3 separate regions of the Homo sapiens genome follow, and regions 1 and 3 are each linked to region 2. Evidence: read pairs that join two places in POLR2A ChIA-PET (ENCODE). Cell type or tissue: GM12878. All regions are shown on one strand. Each heading gives the region's core, and the rest is flanking DNA. Links, peaks and the distances in the headings are about the cores only. Region 1 holds the start of LOC107986790 (a long non-coding RNA gene). Region 2 overlaps HECW1 (HECT, C2 and WW domain containing E3 ubiquitin protein ligase 1). Region 3 overlaps LOC107986787 (a long non-coding RNA gene).

Evidence for each region. Peaks named below come from ENCODE experiments on the same cell type or tissue, not always from the same donor. Only the 100,000 strongest peaks of a DNase experiment are listed, where the experiment ranks them.
Region 1: POLR2A ChIA-PET joins it to region 2 with 5 read pairs; 1 of 35 experiments calls an interaction of 5 or more read pairs at or near these places.
Region 3: POLR2A ChIA-PET joins it to region 2 with 5 read pairs; 1 of 35 experiments calls an interaction of 5 or more read pairs at or near these places.

What each region holds. Positions count from the first base shown.
Region 1 is chr7:43,069,753-43,080,760 of GRCh38, reverse strand. LOC107986790 (a long non-coding RNA gene) reads left to right here and starts at 4,382. Exons shown (of 3, transcript XR_001745189.2): 1 at 4,382-4,482; 2 at 8,773-8,907; 3 at 10,007-11,008. RefSeq lists an enhancer at 2,559-3,351 and a silencer at 7,137-7,431. In GM12878, for the core only: no CTCF peak of the experiment used is centred there; a DNase peak (open chromatin) is centred at 4,350; H3K27ac peaks cover 1,077 bases.
Region 2 is chr7:43,158,992-43,169,999 of GRCh38, reverse strand. All of the region lies in intron 2 of HECW1 (HECT, C2 and WW domain containing E3 ubiquitin protein ligase 1), which reads right to left. HECW1-IT1 (HECW1 intronic transcript 1) reads right to left here. Exons shown (of 7, transcript NR_135295.1): 6 at 8,285-8,390; 7 at 6,813-7,074. Among named protein-coding and RNA genes, the nearest start is that of MIR3943, 14 kb to the right of the region's middle. RefSeq lists an enhancer at 5,372-5,431. In GM12878, for the core only: no CTCF peak of the experiment used is centred there; a DNase peak (open chromatin) is centred at 5,039; H3K27ac peaks cover 655 bases.
Region 3 is chr7:41,471,223-41,482,230 of GRCh38, reverse strand. LOC107986787 (a long non-coding RNA gene) reads right to left here. Exons shown (of 5, transcript XR_001745183.2): 2 at 7,375-7,631. Among named protein-coding and RNA genes, the nearest start is that of INHBA-AS1, 220 kb to the left of the region's middle. In GM12878, for the core only: no CTCF peak of the experiment used is centred there; a DNase peak (open chromatin) is centred at 5,591.

The DNA of each region.
Region 1 (11,008 bases), core at 2,121-7,120, 89 kb after region 2:
TTGATGTCTGCCCTGATGTACAGTCAGAGGTTGAGTGATGGGCTGCACCTGTGAGGAGCTGGATTAAGATGTAATTTCCCCAGTGTCTCTTGTTCTTAAGTTTTAAATCCACAGACAAGAATCTGGTAGAATGGCTTTTTATATAAAACTGTAATATAGGTAGCATACAATACTACCAAAGGGCATTTTTAACTTGTGGATACTACAGCCACCTAGATCCAACCTGCCATCATCACCATGCTTACTCTTATTCCCTGTACTGTGTTGTTTCTGGTGGTTGTAATCTCTGAATGCATGTAGTGTTTGAGGAATAGCACATAGGTTGGAAGGGGCTAATGTGGGAAGAGTGTCTCTAAAGAGGAGAAGAATGGGAGTGAGTTCTTTCCTTACAACATGAGCTGGAGAGAGGAGGGTTGCTCAGCCCTCAGAGGGGACTAGTATTCGGGGTGCTGGGGGGACTAATCAATATACACCAATGTGCCCAGTCTGTGGGAAGATGTTTTAGTGCTGTACCATTGACAAAAGATCATAGAGCTTTGAATAATAGCATATCTCTGGTTACTGGTGTGACTTAAAGATTATAATAACTATTTTGGAGCTATTTTTTAAAATTGGTTCATAATAATTGTAGATATTTATGGGGTACATATGTTATTTTGGTGTGTGCACACAGTGGGTAGTGACCAAATCAGGGTAATTGGGATATTTATTGACTCAAACATTTATCATTTCTTTGTGTTGAGAGCATCCCAAATCTTCTCTTCTAGCTAATTTGAAATATACAATAAGTTGTTGGTAACTATGGTCACTCTACCATGCTACTGAATGCTAGAATTTATTCCTTCCATCTAACTGTGTTTGCATACTCACTCAAACCTCTCTTCATTTCTCCCTCCCTTCTTCCCTTTCCAGCCTTTGGTGTCTATCATTTTACTCTCTACCTCCATGAGATCAACTTTTGTAGCTCTGATATTAGTGCTATTTTGAATGACATGATTCTCTTGAGACTTCTGTAGGAGCCTGGGCCAGTGAGGGAGCCCAAGCAGTGTCAGAGACTGAATCCTCTGCCAGCAATTCAATTAAACTTGATTTAGAAAGTAAGAACAGATTATATTTCTTACATCCTGTGTGATGGTGTAAAATTCATAAGACTTGCTATGAAGTCTTAGGTGTTTTACTTTGCCTTTTTAATTCTCGAATTTTCTCATCTGTAACAGAAGTATAGTAATTCTTACCTTGTAGTGTGTTTTTGGAGCTTAGTGATTGTACGTGTAACGTACCTGGGAGTCAATAGCAGGTCTCAGCACACGATGCTCATACAGTAGGGCTCTCTCCTTCCATCTGCTGAGTTCTGTTTTTTCAAGGTTATCACTAGCTGTCAAGTGTTTTGTTCTGTCCTCTTTTAGGTGATGGTCAGTCAGGTGCAGCCACAAGAGGGAACACAGGAGAGGCACAAGAGAACAAAGTATGTTATATTCCCAAGTTCTAGAGCAGGGGTCACAGCAAATCATCAGGGTCACAGGGGAAGTGCCGGGTTTTGGTCAACTGGCCGAGGAAAGTCAAAGCCAGTATTTTTATTCTGGATTTTGCAGAAACGGAAAGGCAAGGCAGGGGAGGCAGTGTAGAGTTGGCTAGTTTGAATCATTTCGGTGGGCTCTAAACCAAAAAGGTGGTCCCTAGTTGCCCGGAACCTGGCCTGGGGTAATAAGGCAGATAATGTTGCCTCCTCCTCGGATGGAAGAGGAGGTATGGCTCCGGCTGGTTAGTTTGCATATCAAAGGCATGCTCCTAGCTAAGTTCTCTGTTACCTCCAGGAACTGGCTAGCCCCAGGAGAGTCAGTCTGTACTCAGAAAGAGTATTTTAAGATGTCAAAACGTTGTAATACACAGAAAATGAAAAAATATGTACATGATACACATTTATATTTTCCTATGTTCATTTTTGTGAAAGTTTGCAGCCATGCATTTATGCAGGTACATCAATATTTTGATGGGGTTGTATCATCATTTTATACACCAGTCAGTCTAGGGTCCCATGGGTTGGCTGGTTTGCCATCCCATTTACTTCAACCACACCTGGGAATTTATTCCCACTCTGATCCAAGAATGAGCAGGAATCCCCTTTCCTTAGCTGAAATAATTGCCCACTTTAAATACTTTTAGTTTCTGATTTTAAAGATATATATTGATATAGGTATAGGTATATAGTGTAAACTAAAAATAAAATCCCAAGCTCCATACTGACTGAACGGACCCCCTCTTGGCCAAGAGTACCCCAGAGAAACTTTAAAAATTGAATCCCCAGACATGACGGGAAGGGAGGTGGAACACGCCTTGTTACACCCCCTCCCTTTTGGAGTTTAGGCACAACTGACTGGCATTAATGCTAAAATAGAGATCATAACATTAACAACAACAACAAAAAGAACATAACATTAACTGTTTGTGACAATAAGACACCAAATTATAAACAAAACCTAAGGCCATGCCAGACAATGGTTAAGTCACACACCCCTATACGTCACTCTGACCCATGTTAACAGAATTTCTTATCTTAAACATTCCTTTCTGCTGACTCCGAATTTTTACAGAGTATTCTTCCTTTAACCATTTGCAAATTGAAGAATCTCTGCATCTATCTATAACCTGGAAGCCCCTACTTGAAGATATCCCACCTTTTTGGGCTGAATCAGTGTATATCTTCCATGTATTTGAGACAGCCAGGGAGGATGGGGTTCCCAGAGAAACTCCAACTGGCCTGCACACTGGGGCGGAGCCACAGAAGTCTGCACCCTTTGCAGCGGGGTGGAGTTGGCTCCTCCTCTTCCTGTGTGGAACCTGCAATTCAAGCTGCCGGCCGGAAGCTCTCTAGCAGGGACTCTGACCTTGTAGAGGATCCCTGTTTCCCCTGTTTTTTCCCTTTTCACCCAATAAAACCCTGTCTTACTCACCCTTCAAACTGTCTATGAGACTAAGTTTTCATAGCTATGGGACGGACAAGGACCCTGTCTTTAGCTGAACTAAAAAAGTCCTGTAACATTTTTGGCTCCCAGTGTGGGGCTTGAGAAGCAGTGAGTGAAATGGGGACTCAAAAACTCTCACTGTTGCTTCTGAGCCTTTTCATCCTCACACTTCTGAGGATGGAGGAAACCATTTCGCTCCCTCCACCCCGCCCCGTCACTCCCGGGCCTTTTCATGGCCTTTTCTTTCCTTTTTTGGGAGGGACCCGTGAGCAGCAGCTCCCCTCCACCCGCTATTCCCTGCCTGTTCCCTGCTGGGCCTAGGACGCATGGCCCAAGGGTCCGGCACAGCTGGCTGGCTGGTTCCCAGCCACGCACTGCTGCTGCAGTCTTCCCCTTCCCTGGCCAAGGGGTTTAACTCTATTGGACAGTAATTAAGCTTAAGCTTTTTTCCCTGCTGGAGGAACCAGTTGCATAAGAATAAGAGGTTCTTCTCCAGGCATTTAAAAACTGTTTTTTGCTTCCACTTCTCTACCCCGTCAGCAGTTAACTTTTAAAGTTGTTTTTTTTTTTCTTTTGGAAGACTTTTTTTACTAGGCCAGGTCCCCCAACTATCACTGTTTGTACTCTGTAAAGTTTTGCTTGTGAAAAAGGATCTTGTGAAGACTGGGTTTTCTTCTGTCTCTCTGTGTGTGTATTGTGTGTAACGTCTGTAAAAAGAGCTCTACTTAATTTGCCCTAAAGAAAAACAAGTGCTTGGATCAAGTATTTTTTTAAGGAAAGTTAAAAGCTGTGGTACCTTTCAGTTCACGTGACTTTAATCTTTGAGAAATAAAAACAGCCTTAAAGATTATTGGTTAAATGCAGGTCAGATGTGAGACAAGAAGTCTTCTTCAGATCAAAGGTTTTTCTCGATTGAAGCGTTCGTGGTCTCACGGGCTTCAAGGAATGAAGCTGTGGACCGCAGCGGCGAGTGTTACAGCTTGATTAGAGAAACGCACAGACCCAATGAGTGTGCGGTAGCAAGACTTATTAAAGCGAAAATAAAGCTTCCACGTGGTGGAAGGGGACCCGGAAAGGTTGCCGATTTTGGCTTGGGTGTCTTATGCTTATATCCCATTATGACCCCTCCTCTTTTCCTTTTTCTGTCCTATAGAATTAGCTTATGTTCTATCCACTTGTGGGTTGGCAGGCCTGATTGGTTAAAAACATCAGGCTGCAGCTAGAGCTTAAACGCCCTATATGATTGGTTGAAGTTTCAATTCCTTAGCTTGCAGCTGTGACTCATTTTGGCTTAGGGGAAAGTCCCCTTTGATTGGTTGACGTTTCAAGCCCTTAGCTTGCAGCTGTGACTTATTTTGGCTTAGGGGAAAAAATCCCCTTAGGGAAGTCCCTAGGGACCCAGGAAGTCCAGCCAACTTAGCCACTTAGTCCCTCAAGATGCAAGGTTTGCTAAGTGTTTTGAGGTTGCAAACTGACTTCTGGGTTTTGAGAACTATTTGACTTTCTGGCTTCACAACTGGTAAGACCTGGGGACGTAAGGAACTAACCGCGTCCTTAACTAAGAGGGCAAAGCTTAGCTGCAGTTAGCACACAATTAAAGCAACTTACCAAGTTTTACCTTAAAGTTAAAAATAGCTAGGAGTTAATTGAAACTACTAGAAATAGATTTGCATGCAAGGTGTGTAAGAACAGTAAAATGTATTTTTTAGTAAAAGGTTATAAGAAGGCATGGAAATGTAAACTTTTGCCTAAAGTTTTTAAGGATTAAAGGATTAAAGGATTTTTTGAGTTAAATCAGGAAAAAGCTGAAGGTTCAAAGAAGGGGTAGAAGAATTACGGAAATCAATCTTGCAGAAGAGGTTCTGTGTGTGAACGTATTGACTAAATTCAAAAAAGGGTATTATATGGTTTTTTCTGTAAATTGAGCATTGAAATAAAAGCATAACAAGGTTTCCTAAGGCGTTAATCTGCTCTTTGGCAAAATTTTTAAAGGATTATAAAAGATTTTTGATTATTTAAAATTTCGAAGTCATCTTTTTGGCAAAATAAATAACTTATGGTAATCTGGAATTCTATTTCATAATATCAAGTGTTTTAAACATATTTAAAAGGCTGCCCAAAATCGACCTTAAGTTTTAAAATTGTCTTTCCTGACACCTGGCTTTTTGAATACTTCAGAGGGCCCATGAAGTGTCCAGAAAAGAGGTAAAAGGAATTATTTAACATGTTTAGGTACATGGGATTGCCAAAATGATGCTCAATCTTCTTTAGGTTATATTTTGGTGAATAATGCTAATATATGTTCCAAAATTGTATGGGATTATCTAAAATTCTAATGTGCAAGTATATGCTATCCATCGTAATTAGGGTTGTTATGTTAGGTTATTGTAAACCGTGGAAATAACCAAACTTCTTTGTCAATCGTTGTTTCTAACAGTAACTATCCTGGACATTTTGCTATTCACAGACAATTGTTGTCTTGTTTTAATCCTTTTCAAAAATGGTTTATAATGAGCTATAGAACTTTAACAGGTGCTCTCAAATGCAGGCTTCTGATAACTTTAGAGGTTGTATCACTGGAATAAAGGAAAATGTATAGGACTCATAAAGAGCTGAAATGTTCATGAATAGCAAGCAAAACAAGAATTAACTAACTGGACTGAACTCAGGAAGCTGAAGCAAATCTTTTTGACCTTTGCTTGGAATATTTCTGATCCTTGTTTTATTTTTTCAGAGTCAAGGAAACTTATTTTGAACTATTTACAGCCTTTAATAAGTAAGTTATACACTCCTGTGATAAAAATTTGGAGCACGTTTGTTTCTCTCTGCCTGAATCCTCTAGAATTTGGAAACTATTTGTGAATATTCTTATGGCAATATCATTGTTTGCATCAGTGCAATAAGAATCCATTTTTCTTTTGCAACAGAACACAATTGGAGAAAGTCGTTATTTTACCAAGGATTTGACTGGAAGGGTATGCTTCCCTTTAAGGAGTCAATTTTGACTTGCAGAGCCAATAAAAGCCCAGTGAGGAAACTGGTCTCATACCCTTGTCTATGCAGTCCGTGTACAGGGTTCTTGACCTGTGGTCAGTAAAGAATGTCACTTTCTAACAGGTCCAGGAGCTCCAAGTTTATTATGGGACCTTAAGAGGAAAGGATCACCCAACTCACAGGGTTTTGAGGATACAAACCCATGGTTGGGCTCAGTTTTAAAAGGTCTTATCTGAGATTCCTTGTGGAACAAACTTCCATCAAAGCCAATCTAAAAGGCCTAATTAGAAAGAATTATTCTTGCTGCACTTTATGCAAATAATCAGGCCAAGTATAAGACTAAAATTTATTTTGTAAACCATTCAGTCCTATGATGATTTTTTTTTAACAAAAATGAGGACTGGAGAGAGAAATCATGTTTCAAAACTTATACATTTGTCATTAAATTCTTTTTTTATTATACTTTAAGTTCTGGGGTACATGTGCAGAACATGCAGGTTTGTTACATAGGTATACATGTGCCATGGTGATTTTCTGCACCCATCAACCTGTCACCTACATTAGGTATTTCTCCTAATGCTATCCCTCCCCTAGCCCGCACCCCCTGACAGTCCCTGGTGTGTGATATTCCCCTCCCTGTGTCCATGTGTTCTCATTGTTCAGTTCCCACCTATGAGTGAGAACATGCGGTGTTTGGTTTTCTTCCCTTGTGTTAGTTTGCTGAGAATGATGGTTTCCAGCTTCATCCATGTCCCTGCAAAGGACATGAACTTATCCTTTTTTATGGCTGCATAGTATTCCATGGTGTATATGTGCCACATTTTCTTTATCCAGTCTATCGTTGATGGACATTTAGGTTGGTTCCAAGTCTTTGCTATTGTGAATAGTGCCGCAATAAACATACATGTGCATGTATCTTTATAGTAAAATGATTCATAATCCTTGGGGTATTTACCTAGTAATGGGATTGCTGGGTCAACATTTGTCATTAAATTCTAAACTCATTCGTTGTTTTTAAGTTTTTGCCTACATTTTAGACTAACCCTGCTTGCTCCTATGAACCAACCAGCAATCCCTGGCTGCAGCTCAGAAAGAACAAAGGGGATAGGTAATGTAGAAATTCAGATCAATATTCTAGTTCTGAGCAATTATCCTACAAATCCTGCCAGGTAATGGAATAAATAGGATGCCCATCACTCGGAGGTTTCCTTTTGGGAAAGTAAGACCAAGGGAGCTAACAAAAGCCAAGCACCATGCACCCAAATTCTGTCAAGCATAAATATAGCTACCAGTTATCTGGGTGTGTCACAAGACATCCTTTTCTCTCTTGTTGGAGGAGGACTCAGTTCCACAGCTTCACTTTTGCATTCGGCTTATGATAAGAAGTCCATGCAACCCCCGCTGAGACACATTTTTGTCCCAAACTCAATTCCAAGCATCGGGTCAAAGCCCTAGGAAAGAAAACTGGATCTGAGGGATCCAGAGGCAGACAATAACAGAAATTAAAAGGCACAACACAGGTAAGCGTGGCTGATTCCTGCCGATTAAGCCAACCCCAGGCTTCCTGTTTCATGGATAAAGACCACATTAATATCCGTGGCATAAATGAGGTCTAGGGAATCCAAGGCTGCTGGCAGCAGGGGAGATAGGGCATATGTGGATAAGAGCGGATGATTCTCACCCACTAGGCCCCCTGCTTCATGGGTGCAAGCCGCTCTTCCACCCAAGGTGGCACCTGCCAAGGTTGCTGGGACTTGGGGATGCAAAGATGGAAGAGGAAAGAGGATGCTTTTCCCTCTCTCCCTCATGTACCTCTGAAGAAGGAATTTATGAATTTTACAAGTATAATCAAAGACAACCAAAAATGTTTACTTTTTCCTTCCAAAGCTAACTGTAGTGTAGCCCCACCCCGTAGTGTAAGTTAGAGAAAAATACTAACTGCCTGTTTTTCCTTTTGTGCTCAGCGAGCCTTATCTGTACTTGCTAGTTTCACATTCCTTGAGGCTCAGCGAGTTCCTGCTTCACCTCCCTAGCACAGCTGCAAAGTTACAAGGTTGACACAGAAATGGTTTATACAGTTAATGGTTTCCCAAAGATGTGAAACATGTAATATAAATAAATGTAAAAGACTGATCAACTGCCTTTGCTCTCACTTCTGTAAGTACACTTCCTGCATCACATAGTTCCCGGCCACTGGCTGCTTAAAAAGTGGCTGTTTTCTTTGTCCGGGGCTCAGACTTTCCTGGACGCTAGTCCTACTGAGCCAGGTGATCACCTTTTAATAAAGACCTTTCCTGGACTCACTCTGTTCGGTCTCTCCCATCTTTGATTGTCCCACAATACCTTGGGTATCTTCTAGGAAGAGAAGGGAACCAGGGATGCCTGCCCCCCTCTTTCTAGATGGGTAGCCATTCGCCTTCAGTCTGTACCCCTTTTGAATGCATCCTGAACCTCTAGGACTCCTTTTAAAAAAAAAAAACACCTTCTTTTTTTCCTTTCTCCTCCTCTGTCCTCTTCACTGATAGGTAATTGTGTCTTCATACTATGGGACACTCCCCTCAGAAACATCCTCCAAACTGGAAAGAATTAATTTCCCAAACCTTAACCTGGCTGGCTTAGGAATGGGCTCAGGGGAAGGGAACCCAGAAGACTGACATGCTGGCAAAAGCGTAAAGTTTTTTCTTAACCAGTTGGGCTTTTGGCCTTGTGCAAACTGGTAAAAGGCCTTGGAATTTTTGAGCTGTTCTTACCCCTCTCCTTGTTTTGTTTTGATACATGTTTTCTAATAAGCTGGTTTGTCTATTCTTGCCTTCAGGCCATCAAACTACAGTCAGTCATGCAACAGGAGCCTCTGATGACGACCCTTTCTGCTGGGAACCCTTAAATAGGCCTCTGAGGGAGCTCTGACTGCGGCTTCCCCCAAAACAGCGCCCCCTGTCAGCAGGAGGCAGTTAAGATCGCTCTTCTTCCTTATCCTTATTCTAATGGCAGTTAGATGTACCTCTCTAGAGCGGGGAATGAGACAGCCAGGTGGGAGGGGGTCCCCAGAGAAACTCCAGCTGGCCTGCACACTGGGATGGAGCCACAATAGTTCACATCCTTTGCAGCAGGGAGGAGCCAGCTCCTCCTCTTCTGTGTGGAACCTGGAATTCAAGCCGCTGGCGGCAAGCACTCTAGCAGGGACTCTGACTTGTTGAGGATCCCTGTTTCCCCCTTTTTCTCCCCACTTTTCACCGAATAAAACTTTGTCTTACCCACCCTTCAAACCGTCTTTGAGCCTAAATTTTCATGGCCCGGGGACGGACAAGGACCCTGTCTTTAGCTGAACAGACCTGCAAAATATTGATGTCTTTGCCTGTAACTCTTGCCTCCCCGAAAGGTATAATACTCAACTGCAACCCAGCTCCCTCAATATTTTAAATCTTTATTGTAAAAACATCTTATTTTAAGAAATGGGATGTGCAAGGGAAATGGTAATTATGTTCCCAAAGCATCAATAATTTCAAAAAGAGAATGCAGGGGAAGATTGCTTTCCATAGTTTTAGCATAGAAAGTTTAATACTCTATCACAAACAAGGCACCTTCTCCCTGTAGCCCTCTGCAGCTTTCAGAGCACACTGTGATACAATTTCAAAAGGAAGCCACTTTTATAAATTCATACCCACCCTGGTGTGCAACTGAAAAAAGTGAAAAAGTAAAACCCACTTTCTCAGGACCTCTTGAGACTGTGTTCCCCCGCCATGGTCACTCATATTGGCTCAGAATAAACCTCTTTAAAATATTTTACAGAGCTGGTTTTTCTGTTAACAATGCCTATTTTATCAGTTATTTTATTCATTTACCCCTGAAATCTTAAAACAGACTTAAGGAAATTCACAAATACCAATAGATAAGATAAAGCTACGTTAACAATAAGTAAGGAAGGAAATATGGGCAAAAGAAAAATAAAGCAGAGAGCTGGGATGCCAGATGGCTTGAAAGTCAAACATATGTAAATAAAAAGCATTAATAATCATCTTAATTATATTCTATGTTATATTTTATTTCAGATAATGGAGCTATTTTTTTCTTTCGTTGTCCAAGTGGAAGATGTTAAAAAAGAAACCCTCAATGGTAATGCAGTTTATACCAACTTCACACAATCTGTTACACTCATTGATCCGTGGAATAATCATGACACTCAAATGAATTTGTATGCTGGTATTTACTATGGGAATGTAAAAAGAATATTACACTAGGTTTTGACAGATTTGGGCTAACAGGTAAATCTTTATTGTAAAAGATTTTATTTTAAGAAATGGGATGTACAAGGGAAATGGTAATTATGTTCCCAAAGCATCAATAATTTCAAAAAGAGAATGTAGAAGAAGATTGTTTTCCATAGTTTTAACACAGAAAATTTAATACTCTATCAAAAAGAAGGCACCTTCTCCCTGTAGCCTCTGAAGCTTTCAGAGCACACTGTAATACAATTTCAAAAGGAAGCCACTTCTATAAATTCATACCCACCCTGGTGTGCAACTGACAGCTTCAGAGGTAACATTATTGACTGCTTACACAAGAAAATCTTCATGCAATGCAAATTTAAATTTCCAAGCATTTAATATTTTTTCAAGATATTGTAGAACCAAAAATTAGTAAATATTTTTTAAAGTCCAGCACCCTTTTGAGAAAGAATAAATCTTCTTATTTATGGCCTTGCTTTTATCATATAATAGTTGAATCTGTGTAATATTTTCTTAAGTAATAAGCATAATAACAAAATTAATACCTGTGAATCTAGCACTCAAATTGTGAACTCAGATCTTCCTAGTCTCACTGGAGTTACCTGAGTCTTACAACCCCACCACCTGCCGCACCAGAGGTAGCCATAGCACAGAAATCCATAGCTTTTATGTATGCGTAGATCTTTAAACATTATGTTGTTCCCCTTTACTTGTGCTTGAGTCTTAGAAAAAGGCACAATACTTTATTTAGTTCTCTGTAATTTGATTTTATTTATTTACCATTTTAAACTGAATAATTACTTCTAAGATTCATCCATTTTGTTC
Region 2 (11,008 bases), core at 2,332-7,331:
CTGTCCAGCGGTTCTGATAAAGACGATGTTGGCAGACAAAGTAATCACTTACCCTCTATACATGTGGCTCTGTGCTACCCTAGAGGCTCAAAATCAATCAGCCTCACCAGGTAGGGGATTGTCTCCTGGGGGTGGGGAATTGGCATCATGAGGAGGAAGATGAGATGTGTTTAAGATACAAAGATCGGGAGGCTGAGGCAGGAGAATGGCGTGAACCCGGGAGGCGAAGCTTGCAGTGAGCCGAGATCATGCCACTGTACTCTAGCCTGGGCGACAGCGAGACTCCGTCTCAAAAAAAAAAAAAAAAAAGAAAAGAAAAAAAGATACAAAGATAAGAAAAGCAATATAATGTACTTTTTGTTAAGGAGTTTATAACACTGGTCATTTTAGGCAAGAGCAAAGTACTAGCATATGATGATTAAGCCCATTACTTTTACTCTCATAGAAGTGAAATTGGGCTGAGTTGGGATGCTTAAGTTCTTTTTCTGAGCTTTCTCTGGACACCAGTGGTTCTCAATGGGGAAAAGGGTGTATCTCCCAGGGGTATCCGTCAATGTCTGGAGACATTTTTGGTTGTTACACCTTACAGTAGAAAGGGTGAGGGGTGGGTTGCTACTGGCATCTGGTGGGCAGAGGCCAGGATGCTGTGTCACACCCTGCCATGCGCAGGTCAGCCCCCATGACAATAAAGTGTCCAGCCCCTGGGAAACACAGCTCTAGGCTTTACATTTCACCTCCATACAGGTATTTCCTGAACTTCCGGATCTCATCTAACTTATCATCAAAATGTAGTGGAAAGATGACAGAATTGGGAATGCAGGGTCCTCTTTCAGCTATGGGAGTAGCAATGAATAGCATATGATCCCTTGTAATTACCCAGTAATGTAAATTGAGGGAGAGCATTTGATTTCTTTCCCTACTAATTTCAAATATACAAGTAATGCATGAACATATTCTCCTGGTAAAACAATTTAAATACTACAGGTAAAAGTAAAGTCCTCCAAGAAATCACCCCTCACCCAAGCTCTCAGAAGCCACCATTTCAGTTTATTATCAGTTTGGTGCATATCTTTCTATAGTGAACAATGAGAAATTTCCTGCCCCCCTTAAATGTTTTATTTCACCAATCTGGTTGGAGTAGAATCATATCTTGTCAGTGTTTTAACATGCATAGTGCTAATTGCAGGTGAAACTGAGTATCCTTGCGTATACTTATTGACTTTTACTTCCTCTGTGAATTGCCTGTTCACCTCCTTCACTGATTTGTGTCTGTCTATGTATGTGTCTCTTATCCCTATTGATTAATACATACTATTATTATTATTCTTATTATTATTTTGGAGACAGGGTTTTGCTGTGTCACCCAGGCTGAAGTGTAGTGGTACAATCACAGCTTACTGCAGCCTCAGAATCCTAGGCTCAAGTGATCCCTCCACCTCAGTCTCCTGAGTAGCTGGGACCTCAGGCACACACCATCATGCCTGGCTAATTTAAAAAAAAATTTTGAGAAGATAGGGTCTCAGTATGTTGCCCAGGTTGGTCTCAAACTCCTGGCCTCAAGGGGTCCTCCCACTTCAGCTTCCCAAATTGTTGAGATTACAAGCGTGAGCCACCATGCCCAGCTGGCACATACATATGAGATGCATCCCAAGGTCTCTGTGTGTTCACCTGTATCCCTGCACACCACATACTGTATAATAGCTGTATGTTTCCTTGTCTCTCTCTCTCTGTCTCTCACACAGGCTGAACATATAATTGTGGTCTGAATTAAGATAGCATCCCATGATTCAACACTCATAAACATGATCTTTGTGCAATGCAGGTGCAAGATATTGGGGACATCATGCAAAAGTGAAACATGTCCAGTCCCTCTCCTCACGACACGTACACAAATCTACTTGTAAAAATAAACTAGTTGGTAATTGAACAAATGCCGAAAGGAAGCGTACACCACGGGCTATGGGGATTTAGAGATGGGAGGAATAATTTTACTTGGTGGTGTGGTGTTGGTGAGGGGTATGTGTGATGTGTGAGTATTCAGGAGTGCTGGGCTTACAGTATGGTTGTCTGGTTCAAATTCTAGCTCCAGCATTTATTTACTAGCAAGCCACCTAACCTCTCCAAGCCTCAATTTGTTTCCTCTTTAAAACAGGGTGTGTGTTAGAGTGTGAGTGATCATAATAGTACTGTTTAAGAATTAAATGAGGTGATCCTAGTAACACTTTTGTCAGCCATTACAGGAGAGAGGGTGGTACTTGAACTAGAACTTAATGCTAGAAGATACCTACATGGGTGGAAAGCAAATTTGTGAAGGTTTGGCTTTTACGCCACAATCCCTCATCCTTCTTTTTTACCCTTTCCTCCCTTATTCCTCCTGAACACACATTTCTTGAAACCTGCCCCAGCATGCCACCTATGCATTCTCTTTCACTTCTTGTAGGTTCCTCTGTAATGTCCTCCCATGTCCTGCTAGACCTCATCCTCCGAACCTCTTCCAACCTCCCTCCATCTGGAGTTGTTGAATAGTGGATCCCTTAAATTCATATCCACCCTTCTAGAACTTCAGAATATGACTTTATTTGGAAAGAGGCTCTTTGCAGAGGTGATTAAGCAAGGATCTTGAGATAAAATCACCCTAGATTTAGGGTGGACTCTAAGTGCAATGACTAGTATTCCTCGAATAGAAGAGAAGACACAGAGACATAGGGGAAGGAGGCCATGTGGAGATGAAGGCAAGGGCTGGAGTTATGTGGCCACAAACCGAGAAAGGTCAAGCACCACCAGGAGCTGGAAGAGGATAGGGGAGGATCCTCCTCTAGGGCCTTTGAAGGGAGCATGGCCCTTCTCATACCTAATATGAGACTTCTGGCTTCCAGAACTGAGAGAATAAATTCCTGTTGCTTTAGGCCATAAAGTTTGTGATAAGTTGTTATAGCAATGGGAAGTGAATCCACTATCTCATCAGAAAGGGGTCTTTTGGAAACATCCCACTCTGGTCATGCCTCTTGCCTGCCTTGCGTCATTCAGTGGCTGCCTACAGCCTGAGAGGTGAAGTCCCCTGGGGCCTGGCACACGGGGTCATCCACATGCGGCCACAGTTGCTGAGCTCTCCAGGAGCACCTGTCATCACCCATGACCAGCCATGGCCTGGGCCTGTGCTGCCCTCCCTGGCCCCACCCTCAGTCCTGTGCTGGTAATTAATTAAGATCAATAATTCAAATGGGCCCTTTCCACCTGACCAACAGAATGGTTTGCAGCATTCACCTCAGTGTCTTAGTACTCTTTAGTGGACAAAGGTTCCTATTATACTTCCTCTCAAGTTATGAATCATCTATAATCATCAATAAAATGTAATCTGAAGGATAATGTATACTGTACAATGTGAAATAAACAAAACATCTTTTTAGTAAAGAAAAGCTTTTACTTGTAATGTGACTAACCCCTATCTTTTCTTAAAATATCAGTAATAATAAGAGTTGGCTCAGGGGTCAGCCTTCCCTCATCCATCTCCACCCTGCAGCTGGCCTGGGTGCTGCTTCTAGATCCTAATACTATTATAGCTTGGGTAGGCATCTAGCTTATCACTCACCATTTCAAAGTCAATCTCCTTCACCAGGCCAGGCACAGTGGCTCATGCCTATAATCTTAGCACTTTGGGAGGCCAAGGCAGGTGGAACACACCTGAGGTCAGGAGTTCGTGACCAACCTGGCCAACATAGCAAAACCCCATCTCTACTAAAAATACAAAAGTAGCTGGCTGTGGTGGTGGGTGCCTGTAATCCCAGCTACTTGGGAGGCTGAGGCAAGAGAATTGCTTGAACCCAGGAGGCAGAGGTTGCAGTGAGCTGAGATAGCACCACTTCACTCCAGCCTGGGCGAAAGAGTGAAACTCTGTCTCAAAAAAAACCAAAAACACAAACAAACAAAAATCCCTTCACCAGAGAGGAAGGAAGACTTTTAACCATGTCCAATTCATCTTTGTGACCTAGCCACTCCAGCTGTGCTTGAACCACGGCAGGAGCTCATAGACACTGGTTGAATAATTGAATGAGTGAATGAGTATATTAATAGGCAAGGAGTTAGAGGGAAAGTCCTCTTTTAAATCTGCATTGGGACTCAGAATCTCAACACATGCAAATGGCTGATGGCATGGTTTTATATCTCTGGCATGACTGATTGAAATAAGAAATAGAAAGGAAGTTATTTCTGCTGGAGACACAGCATCTCAACTTTATTTGTCTTAATATAAAGCTTATAGCATATTTTCACAACTGCTGGCATGATTGATTGTAAGGAAACTATTACTAAAAAAAAATCTAAGTGATTAGAGTGGGCTCACAACGCCTATGTATGGATAAAAAGCATCATACAACCAGAAACCAAAAACTCTGCATAGGAGAGTTGTGTCCTTTTCAAATGCACAAAAAGCAAAAATAAAATCACTCTTATGTTCTCAAATCTATCTAAACTCCACAGAGTAAGCATCTTACACCTTCACGGATAATTGATTGAATTGTTATTAATGACCTTTGATGTCATTAGAGGCTGTTGTATTCAAACACACACACATACCTGTGTGCACACACACAAACACCCCCCCCCGCCAAAAGCCCAGTGTCCTTTGCATTATTTTCTAACCTCATGATATGTAACATAATTCATACACAGTGTTCTAAAGTTGGAAATTGTATGCACATGGCTGCCAATGTGTTCTGGAAATCTCCAACTCTGGACACAAAAGTGAAAACAGAGGAAAAGAAAAAGGGAAATTGACACATTTCAATAAACATTACAAACAATCAGTGCACTGTAATAATACTTGAAATAGATGCCAGGGAAAATTAAAATCCCTTTTATTTCCATTATTTTATTATTTTCATCATTTAGGGATTGAGAAGGCCTTACTATTGAAACCAAATTTCAAGCCAGACTAACTTATGGCATTTCTCCAAAAGTGGAAATGTTCTGAAACAAGGGAGCAGTTACAAATATAGACAAAGGGGCATTCCCTGACTCAGAGAGAGAGGAACCTTTAGAAACCACTGATTCATCCTTCTGCTTTCAGCCATGACTCTTCACTCTTAAGACACTCGCTGATGAATGAGCTTGTGTTATGATGACCTGCAGAGTGCAGGACAAATATTCTGAATCATACACCATGGAAGCGCGGCTGCATGCTCGGCATCTCCTTTCTAATTCTGGAAGAGTCTGCACTTGCCTCACATGCACCATCAGTCCTGGAGATCTGACCCCAGGATGTGGCGCTCTCTGTCCTCGCCTCTTTCTCCATTGCTTCTCCCTCCCTCCACACCAAAAGGAAAGTCCAGTCCAGTGGCCCTGAAACACACCCACTATGCACCAAGGACTGTGCCATGGCTGCTGGCCCTGCAGGGGCCTGACCCTCAGGAGGCCTGATAAAGGAAGGAGGGAGGGGTGTGTCTTCCCATGGGGAGCACAGGAGGGGTGCACTGAGGGGAGTCTGGGCACACAGCACAGATGCCGAGCAGCCCCCTCCACTCAAGGCTCGATCCAGAGGACACCCTGGTGCCTTCTTGATTTCCCAATGTTGCTGAATCTTCCCCCAGGAGGCCCCACTGGCACCTTCAACTCAACTTATGCAAAACACTGTTTCAATATGTGCTAACATTTTATTGGTCATGCACTTTTTATTAGCTGCTTTAATTTTTTGAAAGTAATTGAGGCATAAATAAATCATAAAAATAATAACTATTAAGTGCCAATGGCTGAGCCCTTCCTCCTCCTGCCTTCTCTGCTGCCTCCCTGTCTCCAGCCCATGCAGACCAGATGACTCGGGCCAACTCTGACTTCTCTTTGGCCATTCCTCTCCCCAGCCTGGTCCTTAGCTGCTCTTTGACTTCCCCCATGTATTGGCTCCCTTTCATTCCCACTACCTCCACCCAAGCCTGGGCCTCCAACCGCTCTCTTCGCTGCCTGCCCTGGCTCTTCTCCCTGTGTGAAATCTGCCAGCCAGGGCAGGATGAACTCCTGCCCACCTCCTGTCACCCAAGGCCCAGTTTTTTCTCTTAGACTGAGATTCTAGAAATACTAAATAAATTACTTGCTCTTGCCAGAACAGGACAATGACTTCCTTCTTTACAGTTGTACTCAACTGTTCGAGTCACCTGCAATACCCTCATCTTTGCTTGTCCAAATCCTTCCATCAAATCCAAACATCTCCACCATTTCTCAGTGGTTAGACCCAAGATGTGAGGGTTCCTGGCAGCCACATGTAGCAGGCAAGGAGGGAATGAACAAGATTAGGAAGAATTAAAGCAGAGCCATTTGGGGGAGCTTAGTTGATCGAACCTGGGGCAACTCTTTCCCAGGGGTCATAACTGGTCACTGAATCTGGGTTCTGGCTGACGGCTGGGAATGGAAGACCAGGAGCATGAGGGTGACTTGTAGCAAGCTCCCTGGATAACTGGCATATGGTCTGCGACTTGGCCTGGACCTTCAAATGGAAGGTCAGGGAGCCTAGGGAGGTGGGTTGAGGAATCCAGCCAGAAGCAGAGCCTGCCTCCATCTCCCCAGTCTTCGCAGCACCTCCCCCCGGACAGAACAAGGGTGGTGTTTGGCACACAATGAGCACTTCTGTCACTGCACACAGTGGGGGTGTGTATGTGTGTGTGCATGCACACTGATCAACATGGTGTCCTTTCCATATATGGTTCGCAATCCAACCCAAGGTGAAATGTATTTGCAATCCTCAAACTAGTAATGAATCTGATCGGATTTGCGTTCTTTTCTTCCAATAGCTTGGCAACGGGGAGAAATTGTTCAAGAAGCCTGGTGTGTGTTTGTTTGTTTATTGGGAGTGGTTTGCACAGATGGGATACAGCAAAAGGCTTTGGGACTGTTCTCGTCTGTGCTGTGTGCTCCTGGTCAACTCCCTTGCCTTTGCCTGCACAGGTCCAAAGGTGCCGGGTTGTTTCAGTTAATGAGTTTCATAGTCACACAGGATTTGGAGTCTAACAAAGGTAAGCAACTCCTCTGCTCACTGCTCATGTGACCTTAGGCAACTTCTTTGACTTCTCTAAGACTCATGTTCTTCATCTGTAAAACAACAGTAACAATAGTTGCCTCTTTATAGAGTTGTTGAGAGATTAGCTCAGATGATGCTTGTAAAGGTAGTTAGAACAATGCCTCCCACAGAACAAGTGCTCCATAAATTACTGCTGCTATTATTACAATGTTATTATTACAGTAGTATGGGAGCTTTGTTTATAGGGACCACTACCTCTGTATTAAAAGGCATTCCCAGGATCTCCAAGTGAGATCTTACTCAGTTTTTCTCCCTATGGAATCTCCTGGCTTACTGCCTGTAATAAGATGAATGGTGGGCCTCCAAAAGATATGTCCATGTCCTAATGCCTGGCAACTGTGAATATGACCTTATCTGGGAAAAGGGTGCATATGTAATTGAGTCAAGTATCTTGAGATAAAAGTTCATCCTGGATTATTCAGGTGGATCCTAAATCCAATGACAAGTGTCCTTGTGAGGGACACGCAGAGGAGAGACAGAGAGAAGAGGAGGCAGACCATGGAGATGGAGGTTGGAGTGATGCAGTCATAGCCACCAAACAACTGGAGCCCCCAGAAGCTAGGAGAGGAAAGGCACTGATTGGGCTCTGGAGCCTTGTGAGGGAGTACAGCCCTGCCAATGCCTGGATCTCAGACTTCTGGCCTCTAGAACTTTGAGAGAATACATTTCTATTGTTTTAAGCCACAAGTTTGTCGTAATTTGTTACGGCAGCCCAAGGAAACTGATCCACTAACAAGTAAGTTCTAAATATCATCTTGCTTTCTTTTTCAATTCCTTACAAAACACAAGGAAACGAAAAAAAGTAGCTGAGAGTGATAAGACACACTAATGGATAGATCTTGATGTTCACTAAAGTGGATATCCAATTGTTTATGGTGTTCATTAACGTGAAATCATTTTTTTCCTTCCACCAGTTATGAGAGAAGAGTGATCACAGAGCAAGTGACAGATGCCACCATCACATCTGCATGTTCAATAGTGGGCGGTGAAAGGCGCAAGCCCATGAAAAGCTCAAGCACCACCCCAGGACATTCATGGGAAACGGGTCACATTGCAGTTATAGCACAGAGGACACAGATACACACAAGTGACACCACAATGAAGACACTTTGCAGAGAAGTGTATATGGGAATTAGGGACTGGAGAAAAAGGAAAAGGAAAAATCTAAAACATAAGCTTAATTAGCCAGGAGTAACAGAATCACCTTAGTGATACAGAGACCTTGGAAGTTCACCCTCCAAAATAATGGAAACCGTCATCACCTCTCCAACCTTAGCTTGAATACTTCCAGGAATGGAGAGTTCACTATCTCACAAGGCTGCATTATCTGAAAGCGATATTTGAAATATCTTTCTCAGTCAGAGCCAGAGAAAATGTGTCTCACTGTACCATGCACTACTGGTGCTGTTTCTGATTTAAGAACTGTACACAATCCTTACATTCATTTACTCAACAGATACTGCCTAGGGCTGTGCTGTGCACCAAGCACTGTAATTACACAAGGGATCTAGAGGCTTAGGAGCCCTCTGCTCTCAGGACAAGGCCACACTTCAGAGAGGTTGCTATGGGATCTCTAACTTCCCTCCACCAGCTCTTCTCATTCTCAGACTGAATCTAAAACATTACCAATAGGAATACCATTAACCAACATAATGAAAAATAATTGTACCAATAGCATTAAAAAAAACCCAAAGCAATCTCAAAAACCATGTCATAGAAACCAATGGGCAACTGCAAAAGGGAGGCCTCTTGAAAAAGTGACACTAATTCAGATTCTTTTGTCATCCTTCATTCCCAATCAGTCATGACACACAGTTCCACCTGTGTGTCACCACTCCCTGGACTCTGAGTTTTCAAAGGTCCCAGCCCCGCTTTACTCCACAGGACCCAGGGGACTCACACACCCAGGGCCAACATCCCTTCAAGAAAGCTGATGGTTTAGAAGGAGAAAAAAAAAACCTGTAGAAATGGAGAGATGTTATAAAATTTAAATAAGGAAAGTAAATTGAATAAGGTAAAAATAAGTAAGTAAATAAATAAATACGACAACTGTAAAAGGCACAGCACAGCGGGCGGGAACAGTAGAAGTGCTGAAACTCATGAACAAAAGAGCTTGTCCCTGAGGTGAAATTTGATACAATTTTATTGGCCTTTGTGAAAGAAATAGGAGAAATAACATTTTATTTATTTGTAAGCCATCATAATTGCTAAAGAAATTTTGAAAAAAAGAAAATTAATGAGATGAATTAAAAGTATAGTAAATGACAATAATTAACAGTGTGGTTCTGGACCAGAACCACAGATCAATGGAACGAAAGAAACTCCAAAAACAAACACTGATACGTTGAAGACTTTGCGATGAATAAAAGTGACATTTCCAAACCAAGGGAGAATGGATGAATTACTCAACGCGTGCCTCTAGGACATTTATGGAGGGAAAACATTATATCTCTCTTTTATCAAAATAAAGTCAAAGCATTGAAATGTAAAAAGAAAGAAAACCATAAAAGTATTAGAAAATCCAAGTGGAGGTGAAGGCAGCTCTCATTTTTCTAACCGCAAGACTAAACCACAACAACACAAGTGAAGCATTGAGAGCTCTGACCAAAGAATGAAAAAAAGTATTTGCATAAAAAAAATTAACAAAAATCCAAAGGCAAACAACAAATTGGGGGGAAATATTGAAAATATGTATAAAAGGCAATTCTTTACATATAAAGGATATCTTAAATTATAAAACAAATGACAAACAGACCCATAGAAAAATGGGCAAAGATCACGAAGATGCCACCCACAAATCAGTAAGTGCAAAGGGACAAAAGTATCTGCAAAACTGTTTAATCTCACTAGTTATCAAAATAATGTGAAGTGAAACAATAGTTTAATTTGCTCATTTATCAATTGGTGAGGATTTTAATAAACAAGAAAATAATGTATGTACTATATTTGTAAAGATACAGCTGGGCGCGGTGGCTCACGCCTGTAATCGCAGCACTTTGAGAGGCCGAGGCGGGCAGATCACGAGGTCAGGACATCGAGACCATCCTGGCTAACATGGTGAAAATCTGTCTTTACTGAAAATACAAAAAATTAGCCGGGCGTGGTGGTGGGCACCTGTAGTCCCAGCTACTTGGGAGGCTGAGGCAGGAGAAAGGCATGAACCTGGGAGCAGAGCTTGCAGTGAGCAGAGATCGCCACCACTGCACTCCAGCCTGGGCGACAGAGCAAGATTCCATCTCAAAAAAAAAAAAAAAAAAAGATACAAGGAAATAGGAAATGCTTTCATATATTTGTAAAGATATAAGGAAATGTTTTTTGTATGTGTTAGTAGAATTGTAAATTCATAAAAACTATCTGATGGACAATTTGGCAATCTCAGAAACTTTAAAAATGTGCATATACCTGTGCCCAAGTTCTACTTTTTAGAAATTTTTTTTAAGGAAACTAATATATCAATGTATAAAGATTTAGCTAAAAGGATATAAAAGCCAGAGTTATTTGCATATGAGATAAATGGTTAAATAAACTGTCAGATTCCAATGAGATCACTTGGACACAGGGTGGGGAACATCACACACAGGGGCCTGTCGGGGGGTTGGGGGCTGGGGGAAGGATAGCATTAGGAGAAATACCTAAGGTAAGTGATGAGTTGATGGGTGCAGCAAACCAACATGGCACATGTATACATATATATCAAACCTGCACATTGTGCACATGTACCCTAGAACTTAAAGTATAATAATAAAAAAAAAGAAAATGAACAAAGGTAAAAAAATTGAAAAATAAAAAATTCCTCTTTAAAATAAATAAATAAATAAATAAATAAATAAACTGTCAGATTCATGCAATGGCGTGAATGTTTACTGCAGCAGTTCTCAGGCTGTGGTCCCTAGACCAGCAGCTCCAGCACCATCTGGGAACTTGTTAAAAATGCAAATTATCTGG
Region 3 (11,008 bases), core at 3,429-8,428, 1.7 Mb after region 2:
GGCAACAAAACAAGGCTAAACTAAAGAAAGAGAAATTTTCCTATCTCTATTATTATTATTCCAGGACTTGTGAACTCATCTCTGTCATCCCCATCTTTTCCTCCTTTCATCTCCAGTTGATAATCTGACAAGACAGAGAACAAAACCTCTATTTGTCTATTTTTATTATATAGAGAAAATAATATCTGTGTTGGTGGGGTGGGGGCAAATAGTCAGAGCTATTGGATGTCTATGTGATAACTGCATTAAAAATGCCAAGCAAATCTTGGCCTCTCTTTCACTTCCTGGTTTCTTATGTTTAGGTGGGTCAATTGGTTGAGAGATTCTCTCTGTCTTTGTTCATTTGTCTCTTTCTTCCCCATGTCTTTCTCTCAGCACAGAGAAGAAGTTACACTTTTGCACTGTGATGAATCCAGTACTTGAGTCCCAAATTTTACAAGAAATAACTCTATTCAATAATAATGTTTAGTAATAGTGCTTTTACCATTTATTCCTGCTATGGTTCCCTCAAGAAAGACTCTAGGAATGAGTAGGTGCATGATTTATGGGAAATGATACATCTAATGTTTTTGCTTTCATTGTTATTTTTTCCAAGTAAAATCTGCTTTATACAGTAACACTATTGTGCAACCTCTGCTTTATTTAGTTTATACTTTCCAGGTTTTGAGATTTCTTAAGTCTTGCTTTTCATTTTTCTGAGATTTTTTGCTTATGGGTCACTTTTGAGCATAGCATAGAGTATATGTTGTCTCTCTCTCTCTCTCTCTCTCTCTGTGTGTGTGTGTGTGTGTGTGTGTGTGTGTGTGTATCTTTTGATAGGGAAGTTTAACCTACTTGCATTTATTCTCATAGCTGATTAGCTTGGTTGTCTGTCACCTTATTTTAGGCTCTGGTTTTAATATTTTTTCCCCCTTACTGTCTCCCATGAGGTCCATGTTTAGCTATAGTGGGAGAGCAGAAATATTATGGACAACTCATTGCACTCTATCAGGTGGTTCACAATTTCTATTTTCCTTATTACTGATTATCTTTACTCATTTGACTGAGGTGTTATTATTCAGCCTTCTCCACAGTAAAGTTGCACTTTTTCCATTTGTATTTAAGAAGTATTTTGTAGAGAAATACTTTGAAATTCTGTATAGATCATATTCTTCATAAAACTTTTTAAATATTTCTGTCAACTAATCATTTTCCATATCATTCCATGGATTATAATCTATTAACACTGTTATTTATTTTAATGCTCAAATTGCCCCCTCAATTAGGCAGTGGGAGTTCCTTTAAAATGGCACCTGCATCGTTTTGCTGTATCACCATAATTTCTTGCACAGTAAAATGCTCAATATTTACCTTGTATTTTTCCTGCTCCAGTCCTGAATCAGCCACTTCTCCAAGAAACCCTTTTAGTGGAGAATGGTATTTAGAAACCAAAATCTGGGTGCCAGGTGTGCTCATTACTATTGAGGTATTGCTGCTTTCCAGCATTCTCATTGGACAGAGCTAGCAAATATATGTAAACACACATACACACAAGCGCACACACATTTTTAAAGGTCAGAATCCGATGGCAATGCCAGCATCCAGGTGTCCACCCACTGCATGCAACAGAAGGACTTTGGCAGAATTACTTTGGGAGGGCAGGAGGCAGGAGAGAAGCCAGTAACTTTCCTTGGCATAGTGAGGAATATTCCTTGAAACAGAGCCAGCTTGATTTGGGAAGTAACTGTTCTGGGAGCCTTGAAGTCTGAAAAGGTGAATCTGGAATCCATTTAGAGTGTCTGTGGCATTGAAAAATGTGATTAGTGATGTGGAGAGCCAGGTTGAGAAACAGAATGTTGAGCAAAGGAAAATAATCAGAAAAAAAATGTTGACCGCTTAAAAGTAAAGGCAACAGAGATCCATTGAAGAACAAACCATATGAAGTAGAACAGAAATAATACAGAGAGGCATAAAAGCACACTATTTTGTCCTAAAAAAGATCTGAATTTGGGTACTTAAAGAAGTCCAGGGCTATCCGCAAAACAGTAAATATAGACCAATGCATACAAATAAAATTTTCAACTACCAGTACTACAACTACTATGATTACTGCTAGCTGTACATATACATTTCTGAATATACGTGTTACTCTCTGATACCAACACCCGCCTTAGGCCTTTAGACTAGGGAATGTTCCTGGCGTTTATTATCTCCTCTGTTGTTTTCTTATGAAGTCACATTGTTTTCTTGGCTTTCTGGGGAGAAATTTTGTAGGAGCCCTGGGTGTCCTTTTAAAACTTGATTTCATCTGTAAAACATCTAGTGGAAATTCTTGGACTTTTCCATCATTTGCAAGGCAATCTTTCCTAATTTATAACACTAGGACAAGTTTTATAATGATGATGATGATGATTTTGCTTTTCCTTCATTGTAAAAGTTATTTGGTAAATTCCCTCTTTTGAAATTGGAAAGGAAGGGGTCAAATATCTCCTCTCATGCCACTAAATTTTGCAGACATCTATTTGATCTTTGTACATTTCCTTTTATTATTATTATTATTATTATACTTTAAGTTCTAGGGTACATGTGCACAACGTGCAGGTTTGTTACATATGTATATATGTGCCATGTTGGTGTGCTGCACCCATTAACTCGTCATTTGTCATTTACATTAGGTATATTTCCTAATGCTATCCCTCCCCACTCCCCTCACCCCACAACGTTTCCTTTTAACTACTCTGATAAGATGAAGAAAATGTCACAGCCAAGACAGGAAAGTAGATTAATGTAAAGTTAGCTTCTCCTGTAATATCTTTCTCTCAGAATGAATTGGCACAGACCGTTGACCACTCAGAAAGCCTTACTCCTTGATGACAAGTGGAAAGTAAATGCTGGTCATTGGTTATTTGGCTCAAGTTTCCCCAGAGGTGAGCTCTGGACAGTGTACTAGGCTTACAAATAAGGACCCTCTTGTTTATCTCTTGTCCATTTAGAATGGTAGATTTAAAAAATTCCCAAGCAGTCTATGGCAGTCTCACTTAACACAATGTTTCTGGCCTTTTAAAAGCTCTGAAAAGTTTTGCTTTGTTTTGTTTCAGTGCCACTGTTGTGGTTAATGGAATATTGTTAGGAATTAAAAACAGAACTTGACTTCAAGGCCAAAAGCTGAAATTCTGATAACAAAAGTCCACCAGAAGATCAAATCTCTTAAAAACTGTGGTGCATTCCTGTGAAAATCCAGATTCTGAAAAGGTAAAAAAAGATCTGACCTTCAAAAAAGAGAATGTTCTCTGAAGATAATATTTTCTCAGCAAAAAACTTGAGCTCTAGCTTCTCTTCCAAAGATAAGTATATTAAAAAGATTTCTAGAGTTCTCAGCTATTACTGCAAGATTGACCACTTAAGGTTACATGGTTATAGAAAATTCATTACACCAAAACTTCCAAAACTGAGTTTTGGAAACAAAACACTACTTAACTCTTGATTATGTGACATATATGTTTCTATGTCTCAGTTTACTCATTTGAATAATGAAATAATTTTATCTGTCCTGCCTTCTTCACAGGATTGTTTTCAGAATCAGATACAGTAATGGAAATTAAGATCCTTTGTAAAGAAAAAAGAAAAAAAAAACACTACACAGATGAATAGTATTATTTCACTACGATTACTGTCCTAGCATCTTCCTAAATTGATTCTGAGTCCTATAACTAATTTCAGCATGTGGGCCTAGAACTCAGTTCTGCAATTTCTTGAAATGGGCAGTTTATCCCGAAGCATTTGCTTTGATTTCAGAAATAGAAAATGAAAAGAAAAAATGATTCATAGGGGAAGTTAAGAAATGATAAGATTAGAGTCAGTCATGCAACATAAAATTACAGAAATCTAAGAATTGAACTTGATTTTGGATGTGATCTAAGCTAGTGGTTGAAATCTTTTTAACTGTGTAAACGTTTATACAAATGAAATTTACTCAGAGGCCCTATGTGTGAATCAGGAAGCATCAAAGCTGCTCTGCTGAAGCAGTCGGCCCTGGGCCCCTCTTCCTGGTTTTCTGTGCTCTGTTGAAGGGCTCAGTTTAGAAGCCATCGATTTTCTTCAAAATGCTTTATTTAGCTACAGGATCCTTGTTCAAGTATGCCTTACTTGAAGTTAGAGGCCCAGTGCCAACAACAGATAAAGGAGTCATTGCTCTGTGGAAGCATTTGGGAGTTTTGGGGCTCATTTCTCCTGCCACACAGTTTTAAGTGGCCCTGAGAGAAGGGGTTCCATCTAGCACAGTTAGGAAAGCTTTGATCTCATTCACTCTTTCATCCAATCAAAAAATAACTTGGATAGCATCTTTGGCTAGCGGTCATCCATTGACTGCTGTTCTCTCTCACTCCTTAAAGAGGCAGCATACTCTGACATTCCACGGTTCTAGCTGTTTAAAAAATCATCCTGGGGTGGGGCTGAAAGCACAGTGCCTGCAGTGCAAACACACTGCCCCTGGCTGTGTCACTCAGAGCCTCTCAGACTCAGTTACACTTTCTTCTCTATGGTTGCTCCCCATGTTTTTGGAGTCTTTACATCTTCTCTCCAGTGCAAACATTTCTCGTTTCCTCCATTTTCTCCAACCTCCTCATTATGCTTGCTACTTGCCATGGGGCTAAGTGTTCATCAATATCCTTCTTAACATGTGGGACTCTGACATGCACCCAACACTCCAGAGCTGGTCTCCTCTACACATGTTCACTAGAAGCATTGCTACCTGCAAACTGCACATTGTACATCATCTTTTAAGGTAACTATAGCTCAGAGTCCATTTATTGAAGAGTTGTTGTTTATTGAACCCCTTTCAAGTTCAATAAACAGTACACTGGGCTGTGATTTGTTATGAAGTGTGAGAAGTCTACCACTGTCATTAATGCATGCTAGCAGGAGATGATGTTGTAAAATTTTATCCTACACACTTTGCTTTTTTCGCTGAGTTTTCTTTACTCCTTTAATGCTTTCTTCTTATTTAAGTTGCTATTGAACTGCCTATCAGCTAGTTATCAAGGCGGCCCAATAACATTGTTAGATCTTAGCAATCTTCTCTTGTGTAGTCATCAGGTAGGGGCTAGAGGTCATCACTGAGATTTTTCACTGACCAATGAATGGGCCTCACCTGGGCCCAAACACTTAACCAGCCAGAATTGTGGAAAAGTCTTGAACCTGTTTAAGAAAGTTTTAGCTTCTTCACAGTTGTACAGTCCATCAAAAATAAATAAATCAGTATATTTTAGAATTTTCAGATTAGGAGTTTTTGACTTTCACAATAGTCACCCAATGCCCTTTTAGCACCCCAGATGGAGACATTTTGAACTAATCCAATATTGGAATTACATTAAACAGTTTAGGAGAGTCTGTGAGTATAGTAGCAGCGGAGCAGGGTGTTACTGCTTTTTAAAAATATCTCAAAGGTCCACATGTGTAATAATATTTACTCTTGTTTTAAGCATTCTTTCCTGGGTCTCTGTGGAGTTGTGAGCTTTGAGACACAAAAGAAGGAAAAGAGAAGTAAACAGTTTCTACAGCAAGTAGAAGACTAATAATTCTGAAACCATCTTCCTCCCTAGGGTGAAAATTGGGGTCTTCTACTGAGAACCTGTAGTGGAAAAAACAGCAGTTAAACCATCTCCCTTTTGCAATTGTCTCTCATTTCTGAGATCACACTGTGTGGTAATTCTAAAACCTCTGAATGGAAATTGCTGCCATCATTATGTAATCCCTCTAAGCCATCAGTAGCACCTTTGGCTCCCCGTTTTGTTTTCATAATTCTAAATACACAATTTAATGAGTGACAGAGCTAGATGAGAAGTCCCCAAATAATGAAATCCAAGAAGGGAACGGCTGGCTGCAACCTTGGCTAATGCCAGTCTTTTTGTTGATCCAGATATTGTCCTCCATGTCTCCCCCTCCTGTTAGTCCAGGAACTAACCCATTGACACAGAAGTTACTTTGTGACTTTATCTATAACAAGCAGCATAATGCAGCTTGTGAGCATAAAGCAGCATAGTGAGCATTTAGAATGCACATCTAGTTTTCAATATGTCAAATCTAAAACTTTTCACCACAAAGTTAAAAAAGGAAGCAAATCAGTGAAAAACAAATGTTGGGGGTCAAAATATTGAAAAGGTTTCTGCAGTTATGTAGAAACATTTTTTGCTCGGTCAGTTATCAGCAGATGGATGCATATCTTGAGTCATTTAAGCAAAGCCAGACTGTACTTGTCCAATACATGACTATTTCCTGTTTTGGGGTCTAGCTTAGATGACCCTGTCTTCTGCTTTCTAGTTCTGATTTTCATAAAATCAAATTCCTCATTTTATCTTTGGACTTTCTTCTTTGGGAGCCAATGCTGGTTGCCTTCCTTCTGGGTAAACTGATATTTTAGGGGTGAGGGGATGCAGGGATAATGTGTTGGTAGAAAGGATTTTTAAATAGCGATGCCTAGGGGCCACTTCCAAAGACAGAGAACTTGAGCTCTTCAGGTGGAAAGGAAGCTCGGTGAGGAAGGTAGAGGTCTGTCTCTACTCATGCCCCAAGTTCATTGAACCCTTATCTTTTCTGGATAAACCTAGAGTTGTCACCCGATCCCCCGATCGTAGGAGCTCCCTGAGAACCACAGGGCTATCGGAGCCAGGAGGCTGGGAATTAACAATGAGGTTAAGTAAATAGATAAAGCGCTGACATTGGTTTTATGATTATTATGTTAAAGTTTTTACATGCATTAGCCTCTCTAATGCTTACCACAACATCATGTTATTACTGAAGGACAGAGGAGTACAATAGATATAAACCCACATGTTCTAGAGCAGGGCTGCCTTGAATAAGCTGAGTGACCCCGGGGGAGTTGCTTTACCCCTCAATGGCACAGATTTCTCATCTGTGAAATAAAAGTAAAAACATCAGCCCTAAGTGTTCATACCCAATTTACAGACAAGGCAACAGAAGTTTAAGACCTTACTCATGATCTCATGATAAGTAAGCACTGAGATTTGAGCCCAGGGAGTCGAAGTCTTTATAGTTGACCATGATTCTATCTGGCCTGTGGCAGTTACATTTATAAATTGTTTTCTCCTTTTTAATTTTCTCACCCTGAAATAGTATCTAAGGCTGTGCTTCTACCACTGGGATATAATAAGATGGTTCTAGTGGAATTAAGCAGCTGTCTATGCATTTTGGTCAGCTATTCCCAAAGTTTTTCAGCTCCTAAGCCCCTTCCCAGAATAGATCCCATAGATTTCTTGGGTATGATGTGTGAAAGGCTTCTTGCTCACATCTGGGATGTGGTATTTCTTTAGCCACTGCTGCATAATAAGTTACAACAAAACTTAGTAACTAAAACAATAATATGCATTTATTACTCACATGTCATTTGAGTATATGAACCCAGGCGCAGTTTAGCTTGGTGCTTCTGGTTCAGTGTCTCTCCTGAGGCTGCAGCCAGGATGTCAGCCTGAGCTGCAGGCACCTGAAGGTGACAGGGGCTGGAGAAGCCACTTTCCAGATGGCTTGCTCATGTGGCTGTGGGCAGGAGGCCTCAGTTTCCCACCACATGGACCGCTCTGTAGAGTTGCATGACTATTTTCATGATTTGGCCGCTGACTTTTTCCAGAGCAAGTGATCTGAGAGAGAAAGAGAGGGCAAGGCAGAAGACACAACGTCGCATGCTGTCACTTCGGCTGTATTCCACTAGTCCCACAGACCAGCCCTGGTATCATGTGTGGAGACAGGGGGTGGGGGCCTATAGCATGGATTACACCGGAGGTGGGGCTTATTGGGGTCCATCTTAGAAGCTGACCTTCTGTCTTATCCTTGTGGGTCTAGTCATCGATTGCAAGTGAAAGATAATTGACTTACATAACCCCATATTTTCCTAAAAATTGTTGTGATTCTTCGTGGTACATAGCATATTGTGGGTCAGTTTTCTCCCCTGGAAGTGGAGAGGATGTCATTTAAACAGTTGATGACCCTTCTTCACACGCCTCTTCTTTCTCAGATTGAGACAATCGAGGAAGGAGATCACCTGAAGTGAGTAAGCTTTCATGGCAAGGGAGGTGGAGCAGATGTAGGAGGGCACAGCACATGTGGTGTCTGGAGAAAAAAAGACTGGCATGCTTAGGGTAGCTCCTTATTACCAAAGACAAATAAAGATGGCATTGCACCCACGGAGTGTCCACAAAGTCTGGGAACATAGGTGAATATGCATAATAGTATCAAAGGCATATTCACTTTGTAGAAGAAACTATGTTTCCAGGATTTACGGCCACACACTTTTTTTTTTTTTTTTTTTAGACAAAGTCTTGCTCTGTCACCCAGGCTGGAGTGCAGCAGCTCTTTCTCAGCTCACTGCAACCTCTGCCTCCCAGGTTCAAGTGATTCTCCCACCTCAGCCTCCCAAGTAGCTGGGATTACAGGTGCTCACCACCATGCCTGGCTAATTTTTGTGTTTTCAGTAGAGACGGGGTTTCGCCATGTTGGCTAGGCTGGTCTCGAACTCCTAACCTCAGGTGATCCACCCTCCTCGGCCTACCAAAGTGCTGGAATTACAGGCATGAGCCACCACACTCAGCCTCTTTTTTTTTTTTTTTTTTTTTTTTTTGAGACAGGGTCTCTCTCTGTTGCCCAGGTTGGAGTGCAGTGGAGCGATCATGGCTCACCTCAGCCTCAACCTCCTGGGCTCAAGTGATCCTCCTGCCTCAGCATCCAGAGAGCTGGGACTACAGACGCATGTCACCATGCCCTGCTATTTGATTATCTTTTTGTAGAGAAGGGGGATCTAGCTATGTTGCCCAGGCTGGTCTTGAACTCCTGGCCTCAAGTGATCCTTCTGCCGTGGCTACCAACACACACATTTTAAAAATGCATTAAATAGAAGTTTCAGGAGGCTTTGACTCTCAAATAAGATGCATTTAACATGGACATCTTATTTGTTTTGAGAGTCAAAGGCTCCTAAAACTTCTATTTAATGCAGTTTTTAAATGGATTGATATCAAAGTTAACTGGGGAAGACTCTCTTCCACAATTTTTAATTATTTAGCCTACACTTTATGTTTTCTTTTTTTTAACTAGGTTCTAATTGCTTGAAATTTAATGCATTTTAGACTTGTAGTCTCCTTCGTTTCATGTCTGCTTGTCTTGGAAAAATGTTTGCATATAAAGTGAATTCTGTCTTAGGGATCTGCTTTGCTGTGTCTAGTCTTCCCTGCATATGTTCAGAGGGCAGAGCCTACCTCATTCTCTCCTCCCTTCTCTAACCCTCTGTCTGCCCACAGGCCCACTGCAAGGAGGAATGTAGTGAGGGTTCCTTTTGATTAAAGGGACTGGACTGCATTCCATAGAGAGCACACAATATCAAATTGCTAGACTGCAGCATGCTAGGGAAAACCAATATTGGTGGAGGACTAACTATATTGCAATTTCAAGAGACAGTCCCAGCCCCTTGTTGCCCATGGTCTTCATGCTGCACAATAAGAATCTCTAGGACAAAATCCTGGAAGATCCTATTAGATTCTACTACCCTCCGCTGAATGACTAGGACTTCTTGAACTGATCATGCTAGGTTTGTAAACCTTGCTTTCTTAATATTTTTGCTTTGGGTGCCCTTTTAAAAATGAGTCATCAAGAGTCTAAAATATAACCAGCTGTTTGGAATGTAAGAACATGGGTTATTATATTAACTCCAAAGTGTAGAGAGGCAAATTGTAGGTACGTAGTTTCATTTCAAGATCTGGTTCCTTCGGGTCTTTCTTTCCTTCTTCCTGTCTCCAGTTTCCCTTCCTAATACTAACTCAATTATTTCCCAGGGCCAAACTAAATTGTTCTCTTTGTCAGCCCATTTACGTCTAAAGAAGCCTGTCTGTTTTTCTTAGCCTGTGAACTTCAGGTTTCATTCAAATCTACTCTTAGAAGCTTCTGGACATCCTTGTCAGCAAAGCCCACTGATTTTCCTGGACCAGAAATTTCCCTAACTGTCTCTGTAAGTAGAGTGACTTGTTCTCCTGGGACGATTCCAGTTTCTGTGTGTTGTTTTGGCGTGATTATTAAGAGTGGACTTCTTCGGTCACAAAGGTGTTTTGGTTTTGACAATAAATTATACAGTCACTTTACTTATAAGGCACCTTTCTTATTAGTTCACAGGATAAAATACTGGGCAGGCAACTGTGGGAGATGCTTACTGAGATCCTATTTCCTAGCAAAATAGAACAATACATCTCATGTAAAATTTTAATCAGTCCATGCTTTGGGGTTAATATCATCTCCATTTTTCTAATGAGGAAGTGAAAGCTCAGAGAGGTTAAGTAACTTGCCTAAGGACACCAAGACAGCTCATTGCAGAGATCATGACCTGGACCCAAACTTTCCTTCCTTCATAGACCACTTTTTCCATATGTCCTCCATCACCACTGTCATCCTAGTCAACATGGACGCAAAGCCAGACTTTTCCTTTCTTTCTTTTTTGAGACAAGAGTCTCACTCTGTCGCCCAGGCTGGAGTGCGGCGGAGCGAACTCGGCTCACTGCAACCCCCGCCTCCTGGGTTCAAGTGATTCTCCCTGCCTCAGCCTCCTGAGTAGCTCAGATTACAGGCACCAGCCACCATGCCCGGCTAATTTTCTATTTTTAGTAGAGACAGGGTTTTGCCATGTTGGCCAGACTGATCTCAAACTCCTGACCTCAGGTGATCCGCGTGCCTCAGCCTCCCTAAGTACTGGGAGTACAGGCATGAGCCACCGCGCCTGGCCCAGACTTTTTCTTTCTCTGTGACGTCCTTTGTTGTTGTTGTTGTTGTTACTCTCACTTTTGTTTTTCCTATAACTCCTGAAGACAATCATCGAGATATTCCTCATCTTCCACCGACCTCTGTAACATGTGGCACGCAGCATACAACAATGCATGTAAAATGAGTTCTGCCTGCCTGCCATGATCTAGAGAATGTGCTCAAGGAAATCGTAGTTGTAAACAAGGTTGCCCTACACTCCTCTGCAGCTGCTTTCCTCTTC